Linked DNA regions of Homo sapiens: region 2 is linked to region 1. Evidence: read pairs that join two places in POLR2A ChIA-PET (ENCODE). Cell type or tissue: HepG2. All regions are shown on one strand. Links, peaks and the distances in the headings refer to the core of each region. The heading gives the core; the rest is flanking DNA.

What was found. Peaks named below come from ENCODE experiments on the same cell type or tissue, not always from the same donor. Only the 100,000 strongest peaks of a DNase experiment are listed, where the experiment ranks them.
Region 2: POLR2A ChIA-PET joins it to region 1 with 6 read pairs; 3 of 35 experiments call an interaction of 5 or more read pairs at or near these places.

Annotation. Positions count from the first base shown.
Region 1 is chr20:58,721,850-58,727,227 of GRCh38, forward strand. No RefSeq gene overlaps it. Among named protein-coding and RNA genes, the nearest start is that of NPEPL1, 32 kb to the left of the region's middle. In HepG2, for the core only: no CTCF peak of the experiment used is centred there; no DNase peak of the experiment used is centred there; H3K27me3 peaks cover 3,025 bases.
Region 2 is chr20:58,642,473-58,647,850 of GRCh38, forward strand. The region is part of intron 1 of LOC107985410 (a long non-coding RNA gene); the gene reads right to left. Among named protein-coding and RNA genes, the nearest start is that of STX16-NPEPL1, 6.1 kb to the right of the region's middle. RefSeq lists a silencer at 5,021-5,315. In HepG2, for the core only: a CTCF peak has its summit at 5,198; DNase peaks (open chromatin) are centred at 3,189 and 5,178; H3K27me3 peaks cover 625 bases.

The DNA of each region.
Region 1 (5,378 bases), core at 62-5,061:
TTGAGTCCTGGCGTCAGTCAGCCAGATTCTTCACCTGTGCAAGGGGGACATATGTCCATGAAAGTGCCATGTAAATGGGCAAAAGACGACTCCTTTGCTCACGTGGTAAACCCCACCCTGCAACAGTTGTGCTCGGCAGAAAACCCTCTGTGCCAGGGCACTGCTGGAGCAAGGAGGGGCTCCTACAGGCTCTCTCGGGTGTGCGTGAGCGTGCAGGCCAGTGGGTCTCGTGTTTCCTTATCCACGTAGTATACCACGTGCTCGCTGGCTACTTCCACATTCATGACCAGAGACTCATTCCTGAATTGGGGAAGGAAAAGCCAAGTGCAGATCCGGAGAAACAAAGGTAGCCCCAGATGCTCGGGCCCAGCTTCCTTCCCCATCCCAGTCTGCACCCTGCACCCTCTGCCCTCTCAGCTCGGCTTCCTCCATCCAATCTTCGCTTGGCCCTGAAAATTCCAGGCAGAATAGACACACATGGCTCCTGCCCACTCCTGTGCAAACTCGTGGGCCCCCGAAGGAAGACATGGTATCTTCCTATGGCTGGGAGATGTCGCAGTCCCATTTCCTCCCCATGCTATAAATAAACGACTCACAGACAGCAGTTCTAGGCAGAGGGAATGGTGTCAGGGAACACTGCAGGCCCCCACCTCCCCTCCGTGTGTAGTTTTGTATTCACTCATTCATTCAATGAACATTCATTGTGCTCCTGCTCTGTGTCAGGTGCTGAGAGACGAAGTTGAGGAGAGATGGCCCCTGCCCTCCCAGGGTTCACAGTCCCGCCAGGAGGACAGGTGCTCATCACAGTATTACCCAAAGAAATACACCACAAACTGGGATGACTGCCGTGAAGTATGGGCAGGTGGTGTGATGAGGACATTTTAAAGGGAGGCCTGTCCTTGCTTGGGGAGGGGACCAGGTAGGGAACGCCTCCCTGGAGGTATAGATACATGAGCTGAGAGTGCAAGGATGTGAGTACTCAATGGTGCAGAAGATGGGAGAAATCAGTTCCAGTGCAGGGTGCAGCATGTGCAAAAGCCCAGGCTGGAGTGGGCTGTGACAAGTTACAGAAATGCAAAGGAGGCCACTGCTGCTGAAAAGGAGAGGGGGGCACGGGGATGGGGGAGTGAGATGGGGTGGGAGAGGTGGACACAGGCCTTGCAGGTCACGAGAGAGTGCTGTGTGAATATGACCATTTCCCTGAGGACGCCCCAGTCCTCAGCACGGGGTGGCTGGAATTCCCACAGAGAGCCACAGGCTTACTGGCTTGAGAGTGAGGGAGTGGAATTTGGGCTGTCAGAGCCCAGGGAAGTCCCAGGGATGGGGGGAAGTGAGAATGTCCTGCAAGGCAAGAGACAGAGCACCCTGAAGCTCGGTCTGACTCCTGTTTCTGGTCATGGTAGAGCTGCAGGGGCTGCATTTAACTACTGCTTTAGATGAGTTAGAAAGCCAGACAAATCTATAGAAAGCATTGTTTCAGACACAAGAAACATGCAGCCCCAGAGTGATGCCTGCGAGAAATGGAACAAATGAGATGCGCCTCCAACCAGCCCAGCTCCCTGCCTGGGGAGAGTTTCCAGGTGTGGCCCAGGGAGGAGAAACCCAAGCCAAGCCCAGGCAGGTGGCCTCCATGAGCTCAAGGGACAGAGTTGAACATCCAGGATGGCCAAGGCAGCTGGAGTTTGCTGGACACAGAACTCGGAAGAAGAGAGTGGCACAGAGAGAAAGGAATCCAGAGACGGGCAGGGGGTTCCCCTGAGTCTTCATGGAGTACTGAGTACTCCTCAGCACATGTGAGGAGGACACTACCCCAAGCTAGGGAAGGAACCATCCTAAGGTGCAGAGGGGACAAGGACCACTCACACAGCACCCAAACAGGCCACATTCCCAAGAGGCAGGAGCACAGCAAAGGCTTTGAGGTCTGAACTGCCATATACAACAGCACTCAAGCTCCAGGCTCACCTCTGAGCAGCGCATGCACTGGTCACCTGCAAGTCACACAGCCAAAGCTCTTAAGAGAGAACTAACATCTGAACCACCGCTCATGGGAGAGAAAGAATGTGCAGTGTGAATTTCACTGGATTCATTGCCCGCTAAAGAGGAGGAGGAGGAGGAGGAGGAGGAGGAGGAGGAAGAGTTGGATGATGAGGAGTGGGGGAAGGAGGAGAGAAGGAAGAGGAAGAAGAAGAAGAGAAAGGTAGAAAAGAAGGAGAAATAAATTAGCATTCTCCAGAAGATTTAAACAGGATCCAGTCTTCTAACATACAAAAACTACAAGTCCAGGATGAAAACCCAACATTATTTGACATACCAAGAATCAGGAAAATCTGACCAATTCTTAAGAGAAAATACAATCAAAAGATGCCAATCCTGAGATGACCCTGATGCTGGAATTGTCGGATGAAGACTTCAGAGAAATGATTATAACTATCCTTCACGAAGTAAAACTTAAAAACATTGAAATGGATGGAAAAATAGGAGTTTGACAAAGAAAAACTATAAAAAAGAACCACTAAATGTGATGTGGTATCCTAGAACAAAAAAGGACATTAATGTAAAAACTGGTGAAATCTAAGTGGAATCTGGAGTTTGGTTGGTAGGAACCTACCAATGTTGGCCTGTTGGTTTTGACAAACATTCTATGGTATGTTAATGTAAGATGTCAAAATTAGGGAAAACCGGGTGAGAAGTAAATGGAAATGCTCTGTGTTTTATCTTGGCAACTTTTCCGTAAATGGAAAATTATTACAAAATAAAAAGTCTAAAGAATCAATATGGCAGAAGAAAGAGCCAGTAAACTTGAATATAGATCAATAGAAATTATTCTAACTGAAGAACTGACAGAACAAAAAGATTTCAAAATATGAGTGCCTCAGGGACTTGTTAGACAATATCGAAACATCTAATACTCTTATAATTGGAATCCCTAAGAGAAGACAGATTGGTGGAGATAAATATTTTTTGAAAAGAATGATAGCAGAACCTTTCCAAATATGGGAAAAGACATAAATTTACAGGTTCAAGAAGTTTAGAGCACTCCAAACAGGATGAAATCAAAAAAATGCACACCCAAACACATCATAATCAGATTACTGAAAACCAAAGATAAAGAAAAATCTAAAAAGCAGCCAGAGAAAAAACATACCTACCGCAGTGATAAACAATGACTGAAGATTAACCAGAAAACATGGTTGTCAGAAGACATGGGAACACATCTTTAAAAACATGAAACAAAAGAACTGTCAACTCAGAATTCTACATAGAGCAAAAATTGTCAAGAATGAAAGCAAAAAAAAAAAAAAAAAAAAGACACACTCTGAGGAAGAAGAAAAGACTTAAAGAATCCGGCCAGGTGCGGTGGCTCACGCCTGTAATCCCAGCACTTTGGGAGGCTGAGGTGGGTGGATCACGAGATCAGGAGATCGAGACCATCCTGGTCAACACGGTGAAACCCCGTCTCTACTAAAAATACAAAAAATTAGCCGGGCGTGGTGGCAGGTGCCTGTAGTCCCAGCTACTCGGGAGGCTGAGGCAGGAGAATGGCGTGAACCCAGGAGGCGGAGCTTGCAGAGGGCCGAGATCACGCCACTGCACTCCAGCCTGGGCGACAGAGACTCTGTCTCAAAAAAAAACAAAAAACACCAGTAGACCTACTCTAAAAGAAAGGATGTTGTTCAGACAAAGGAATTACACCGGTATAAGACTTGGAACTTCAGGAATGAAGGAAGAACAACAGAAAAGGTAAATATCTGGTAAATATAATGGGTTACTTTTCTTCTCCAAAGTACCTAAAATGTATATAAGCTATAAAAAGCAAATATTATAACATTATCAAGGGCATTAAATGTATGTAGATTTAATACTTATGACAATTATAACAGAGGAGTTAAAAGTATAACATAAAGAGGGTAAAGTATGACACAGAGAAGGTAAAGATAACCACATAGTTATAAGCCTTCTATATTTTACATGCTACGATGAAATACTAACTCTAAATAGATTATGAAAAGTTAGGTATGTATATAATGCCTAAAGCAGCAACTAAAAAGTAATGCAAAGAGATACAGCAATAAAAGCCAATAAATAAAATAAATAGAATATTAAAAATATTCACATAATTCAAAAGAAGCCAGAAAAAGGAACATAGAAAACAATGAGAAAATAGAAAAATAATAAAATGGTAGACCTAAATGTAACTATATCAATAATGACATTAAATTGAAACAATCTAAATATAGCAATGAAAAAAATTGTCACATTGGATTGAAAAAAAAAAAAAAAACAGGATCCAATCATATGCTACATGATATGGTTTGGCTGTGTCCCCACCAAAATCTCATCTTGAATTCCCAGATGTTATGGGAGCAACCCAGTGGGACGTAATTGAATCATGGGGGCAGGCCTTTCCTGCGCTATTCTCATGATAGTGAATTACTCTCATGAGATCTGATGGTTTTGAGAAACAGGAGTCTCCCTACACAAGCTCTCTCTTTGCCTGCTGCCATCCATGTAAGACATGATTTGCTCCTCCTTGCCTTGTGCCATGACTGTGAGGCTTTCCCAGCCATGTGGAACTGTAAGTCCAATTAAACTTCTTTCTTTTGTAAATTGCCCAGTCTCAGATATGTCTTTATCAGCCACATGAAAACAGACTAATACACTATATATAAGAAATACACTTTAAATATAATTGTATAGACTGGAAATTAGTAAACTATGGCTCAGAGGGCAAATGCAGCCCATGGCCTGTTTTTAAGAATGGTTTTTACATTTCTTAAGGGTCGTGAAGAAGAAAAGGAGGGGAAGAAAGAGGTAATAGAAACCATATATAGCCACAAAACCTAAAATATTTACTATTAATAACTGGCCCTTTGCAGAAAAACGTTTGCTGGCCCCTCAATTGATAGATTAAAAGTAAAAGGATAAAAATGATATACCAAGCAAATACTCATCAAAACAAAGCAGAAGTGGCTATGTTACTATCAGATAAATAAGACTTCAGAGCAACAAAAAATTACCAGGTACAAATAGGGGTGTTACATAATAATAAAATAATCAATTCACCAAGAAGATGTAACAGTCCTAAACAGTAGATTCCCCAATGACAGAACTTCAAACGATATGACACAAAAACTGATAGAACTAAAAGAAGAAATCCACAGTTATGTTTGGAGACTTCATCACTTCTTTCTCAGTATAGAATACATAGATGGAAATTCAGCACAAATTTAGAAGACCTGAATAACACTGTCAACTTGACCTAACTGATGTTTATCAGCCACTTCAGCCAACAGTAATGGAACATGTATTCTTTTCAAGTACAAATGGAACATTCACCAAAATAGATCATATTCTGGGCCATTAAAAGCTTAACAACC
Region 2 (5,378 bases), core at 206-5,205, 79 kb before region 1:
TCCCGTCTGTTGGTTTTGTGTCCCCAGCTAGACTGTGAGTTCTTTGAGAGCAGAACTTCTTTATAAACTCTTGCATCTCCCACAAGGCTGGGCTCATGGTAGCTACTCCATACTTCTGTGTTGGTCAGTCAACTGGTTCTTTCATGGATTGAGTCAGATCCCGGTACCGACTGTTAACAACCTTGTCCTTGGGGCACTACGGAGGTGCCGGAAATCATCGTGCTGGTAACTGTCACAGTAGGAGGCACCCTTAGATGGGGGAGTCCACTGGAGTGCAGCTCCTCTTATCCTCCTACTGCACCCTACCTAGATTGGAGCTTCTGCAAGAATGAACCTCTCAGTTACACCACGTTTTATCACTCTAACGTCTTTATGGACCCCAAAAACATCTATCCTATGGAAGTCTCTCCTTTGGAAGACACAGATAACATGTGTCTTGGGTCCCCAGATTCTGGAATAGCTAGCTCCTCAGGAGAAACGGAGCACCCAGAGAGAATCAAATGAGACTCACCCAGACCCCCTGTCCAGTCATATTTCCAGAGATAATGTGACACAGTCTGACTGAATCAGCCTTGATTTCCATCAAGAAGACATGAAGTCCGGGCGCGGTGGCTCACGCCTGTCATCCCAGCACTTTGGGAGGCCGAGGTGAGTGGATCACTTGAGATCAGGAGTTTGAGACCAGCCTGGCCAACATGGTGAAACCTCATTAGCTGGATGTGGTGGCACATGCCTGTAATCTCAGCTACTGGGGAGGCTGAGGCAGGAGAATCACTTGAACCCAGGAGGCGGAGGTTGCAGTGAGCCGAGATCGCACCATTGCACTCCAGCCTGGGCAACAGAGCGAGACCCTGTCTTGGAAAAAAAAAAAAAAAAGGTCGAAGCACGGAGTATGCAGAGAATGTTCTGCAGGGCACAGGATTCAAGGCAGGGGTGGCTGGAAAGACCCTGGACACATCCAGCTTTGAGAGCAAAGTTAAAGAGTTATTTTTTTCTAATAGGCAGTAGGAAGACAAAGCAGTTATCTAATCAGGAAAGGAACATGAACAGATTGATATTTTTACAAAGGTGATGGTTTGGAAAGCATTCCACACCAGGGACCAGCACTGGAGGTGTGACGACCAGCTAGACAGTCTGTTGTGATTTTCCAGGCAAAAGAGGTGATAAGAGCAGTGAAGATGGAGAGGAGAGCAGACTGTTGATATTTAGGATGCAGAATCTGTCACGATGTGGTCCTGAGTGGTACATTGGCAGGTGGTGGGGGCAAATGGGAGCAAGGATGGTAAATGATACCAAAGGCTCTATTTAGGGGTGCCAATGAAAGATAAGGAATAGAGGAGAAGGAAGAGCATGCTTGGATGGGCAGCCAGTGGTTCACTGTTGAGCATGTAAGACACCTAGGCAGCTCCGTGCAGTGGAAAATCCACACGGATGCTCTGAATGAGAGGCAGAGTGTGTGCAGGAGGCCCATGGGTAGAGTGTGCGCAGGAGGCCCATGGGTAGAGTGTGCGCAGGAGGCCCATGGGTAGAGTGTGCGCAGGAGGCCCATGGGTAGAGTGTGCGCAGGAGGCCCATGGGTAGAGTGTGCGCAGGAGGCCCATGGGTAGAGTGTGCGCAGGAGGCCCATGGGTAGAGTGTGCGCAGGAGGCCCATGGGTAGAGTGTGCGCAGGAGGCCCATGGGTAGAGTGTGTGCAGGAGGCCCATGGGTAGGCGGGACCTGCCACTGTGGTTAGGTGAAAGGTAACAGAAAAGCAAGGACTTAACACTGGGGAAAATCAAAATTTGGGGGCTGGGCCTCAGAGGGATGATGAAGGAGGAGAAGCAGGCATGACCAAAGTTCCAGAAGCCAGAGGAGTGGGTTTGAAGGAGAGGCATATAGCAGTGTGCAAAGGGCACACAGTGGGTTGAAAACAGACCCAAGGTAGAAATCTGTTGCATGCGAGCACCCAACATCACTTTTCTTGGTTCTAACACGCTGATTTCAGAAGAGGCGAGTTTATAATCCATTGTGTTTGGATGGATCAGACCCTGGCACCCTCCCTGAGTTCAGAAGTGGTCACGTGATCCTGGTCTGACCCATCTGATGATCACTACTTTCTGGCTAAGTTTAGAATTTCAGGATACTAGCTCACATCTGCAATTCCAGCCTTTGGAAGGCCCAAGGCAGGTGGATAGTTTGAGCCCAGGAGTTCGAGACCAGCCTGGGCAACATGGTGAAACCCCATCTCTACAAAAAGTATAAAAAATTATGGCTGAGTGTGGTAGCTTATGCCTGTAATCCCAGCACTTTGGGAGGCCAAGGTGGGTTGATTCTTTAAGCCCAGGAATTCGAGACCAGCCTGGACCCCATCTCTACTAAAAATATAAAACTTAGCAGGGTACAGTGGCACATGTCCATGGTCTCAGCTACTTGGGAGGCTGAAGTGGGAGAATCATTTGAGGTTGCAGTGAGCTATGATAGCGCCACTGTACTCTAGCCAGGGTGACAGAGTGAGACCCTGTCTCAAAAAAAAAAAAAAAAGTATAAAAATTAGCCAGGCATGGTGGTACCTGCCTGTAGTCCCAACTACTTGGGAGGCTAAGGTGGGAGAATCACCTGAGTCTGGGAGGTTGAGGCTTCAGCGAGCTGTGATTGTGTCGCCACATTCTAGCTTGGGAGACAGAGTAAGACCCTGGCTCAAAAAAAAAAAAAAAAAAATGAATTCAGGGATAAGGCTATAACTCATGACAGGCCAATGAGAGTCCATTCTAGGACTTTTGAAACCACTGGAAAAGAGAAATTTCAATCTATTGGGGTTGCTGTCCTGTGAGATAACAGGGCAGAGCTTCCAGAGAGCAATCTGCCACCTCCTGGGGTTCACTGGCTTGAGAATGAAACCAGCACAGGGGAAGAAAGAGCTGAGAGATAGAAACTCCTTGTTGATATGTTTCCTCCTCTGGATCCAGCTACGCATAGATGTTTGGGCCAACACATTTGCTTTGAAGCTTAAGTCCATTTGATTTGGGTTCTGTCCCTTGTGACCAAAGGAGTCTTGAGCCATGCATGGCCACATAGCTAATAAGGGGCTGCTGGTTGCACAGGCAGCATCTGGAGAAGGCTGGAGTCCAGCCCTGCACTTGCACATCACACAAATTACCACGAGCAGGTCAGTGGTCATGGCCATGGGAAAAAAAACTAGAAACGAGTGAGTTGGCTATGTTTCAATACCTGCTAGCGGAAAAACACAATGATTTCCTTTATGTTTTTCAGGGTTTGAGTCATCCAGGTCAGTCCTGGCTTGGCACATTAACTTATTGTTCCTGCCAAGGGAGATGGTTAAGATGGGAGGGTTGATTTATTTGAGTACACATGTGTCCACATCATCCTGGAAAAAAAGTAAAATGCAGATATGCTTTGCTGGCATGTGTTGTGACCCAAGAGGCCTCTTCTTGGCCTCAAAGACCAAAAGCCACGATGTTAGACATTGTTTCAGTCTTGAACTTGACCAAGCATGGGCAGGCACCTGGTATGATGGTGACATAAGGGCCCTGGGAGAGGAGAGTCCTCTCCCCACACGGTGGACAGGGTAGGAGGATTACTTTCTATTGAATAGTCTGAGACAAGAGTGGTGAGAAGGAGCCAGTTATTTGAAGAACCTAGGAAGGAGAGCAAAGCAGGTGCTAAGGAGGTGTGAGGAATGGTGGGAAGGCTAGTGTGGCTGAAAAGGGGTGAGCGAGGGGGACAGAGAACTGCCCTAATCTCTCCACCCATTTTGAGTCTTGACTGTCTGGTATTCTCTAGCACTTAATATAGTTAATCTCACCTTTTGTGCATTAATCCATCCAGTCATCCATTCCGCAAACATTTATCACACCTGACAGTGTAGGGGGTGCTGTCTTCAATGAAGGGTTCACCAAGCAGAAGGGGCAAGACACATCCCCCGCCACTACCCCCACCAGGCAGAGAAAGGCCTGTGAGCCAAGTCCTGGAAAGAAAAAAGCTCACCATTTAGGTGGGGCCTGTTGGGCAGGGCTTTGAATGCCCAGGGGGCACTCCGCCATGTGGAAAGTGTAGAAAACCTAAATGCAGAACTCCAGGAAATACTGATCTATGGGAAAAAAATTGTACTGAAATCCATGATTCTGGAATAAATCAGATCTAGTCTTATACTATATTCTAATACAGCCAAGTGGTGGCAGGGACTGAAGGTTTAAGAGAAAGCGAGAAGAGAAACACTTAAGATGGAGACTACTCCATTAATTAGCTTCATTTTTTTTTTTCTGACAACCAAGAAAAGTCCATCATTAGTTAATATTAGTGATGCCCAGCTTGGTTCAACTTAGAGCACCTGTTTTCTGCTGAGCGTCATTTGAGATCGGCTGGCATGGGCCAGAGGGAGCTGTTTCAGGGCCTCAATCAGGCAGTGACATGATCAGATTTATGCTTTGGAAAGGTCACTGTGGCTGCAGGATGAGGAGGGAAGAGACGGGTGGTTGTTAGCAGGCTGCTGGGAAAATGTACACGATGAGAACCAGAATTTGGGTAGAGACAGTGGAGATGCAAATTCCCTGAAGGCAAGAGTTTTGCTGTTTCATTCTTTCAGCAGTGCCTGGCAAGAGATAGGCACAGCCACTGGTAGATTTTTAGAAATGCCTACTGTATTGAATTGTCTGGTATTAAAAGCTACGGGACTCCAGACAAAACAAAAGTGTTGCCTCTCTCCAGAGTCTCCCTTCTTGGGAGAGGCATCATAGCTGAAGACAGACCCAGATAGGGAGTTTTCTGTTGTTGGAAATACTCAAGGTTTTGAGGAACTATTTGGGGACACAGAACACACAACTCCTGTTACCCGAACCTGGCCCGAATCTGTCTGTCAGATCTGTGCAGACGAGACATATGTTAGGCCTGGGGGCTTTTGCTGCTTGATAAGCAAACAACCATCTGTCTTTCTATAGGTGGGAGAAAGACCAATGTTAAAAGGTGTCTTTGAGATGGTTTAGCCCCCTCTTCCACATGAGTGTGCACTGCAGACACATCTGGATTCCCAAGGTCCAGAACAAGAAGCTCGGAAACGTGCTTAGATTTCCAAGTGTTCAGTTCTCAATACCATGCCATTCTCTTTGGAGTTTATGATGCCTTCCAGGGAGAGCAGAGCCCACGTGAGCTTTCCAACAGTAAGACTACTGCTGTAATAAATCATATTGCCCATTTGTGGCGCACTTACTCTATGCTGAGGTTGTATAAGGGCTTACATGAGCCCTATCTCATTTAAATTGTTTTCACCAAAGGGTGTGTGTCCCACTGCTGACCTGTTGAGCTAACCATCCCCTCTCAGTACTTGAAAACCTGCACCTGCCCAAGCCATGGCCTGGCTTCAATGGGGCTTCCTCCTGCACT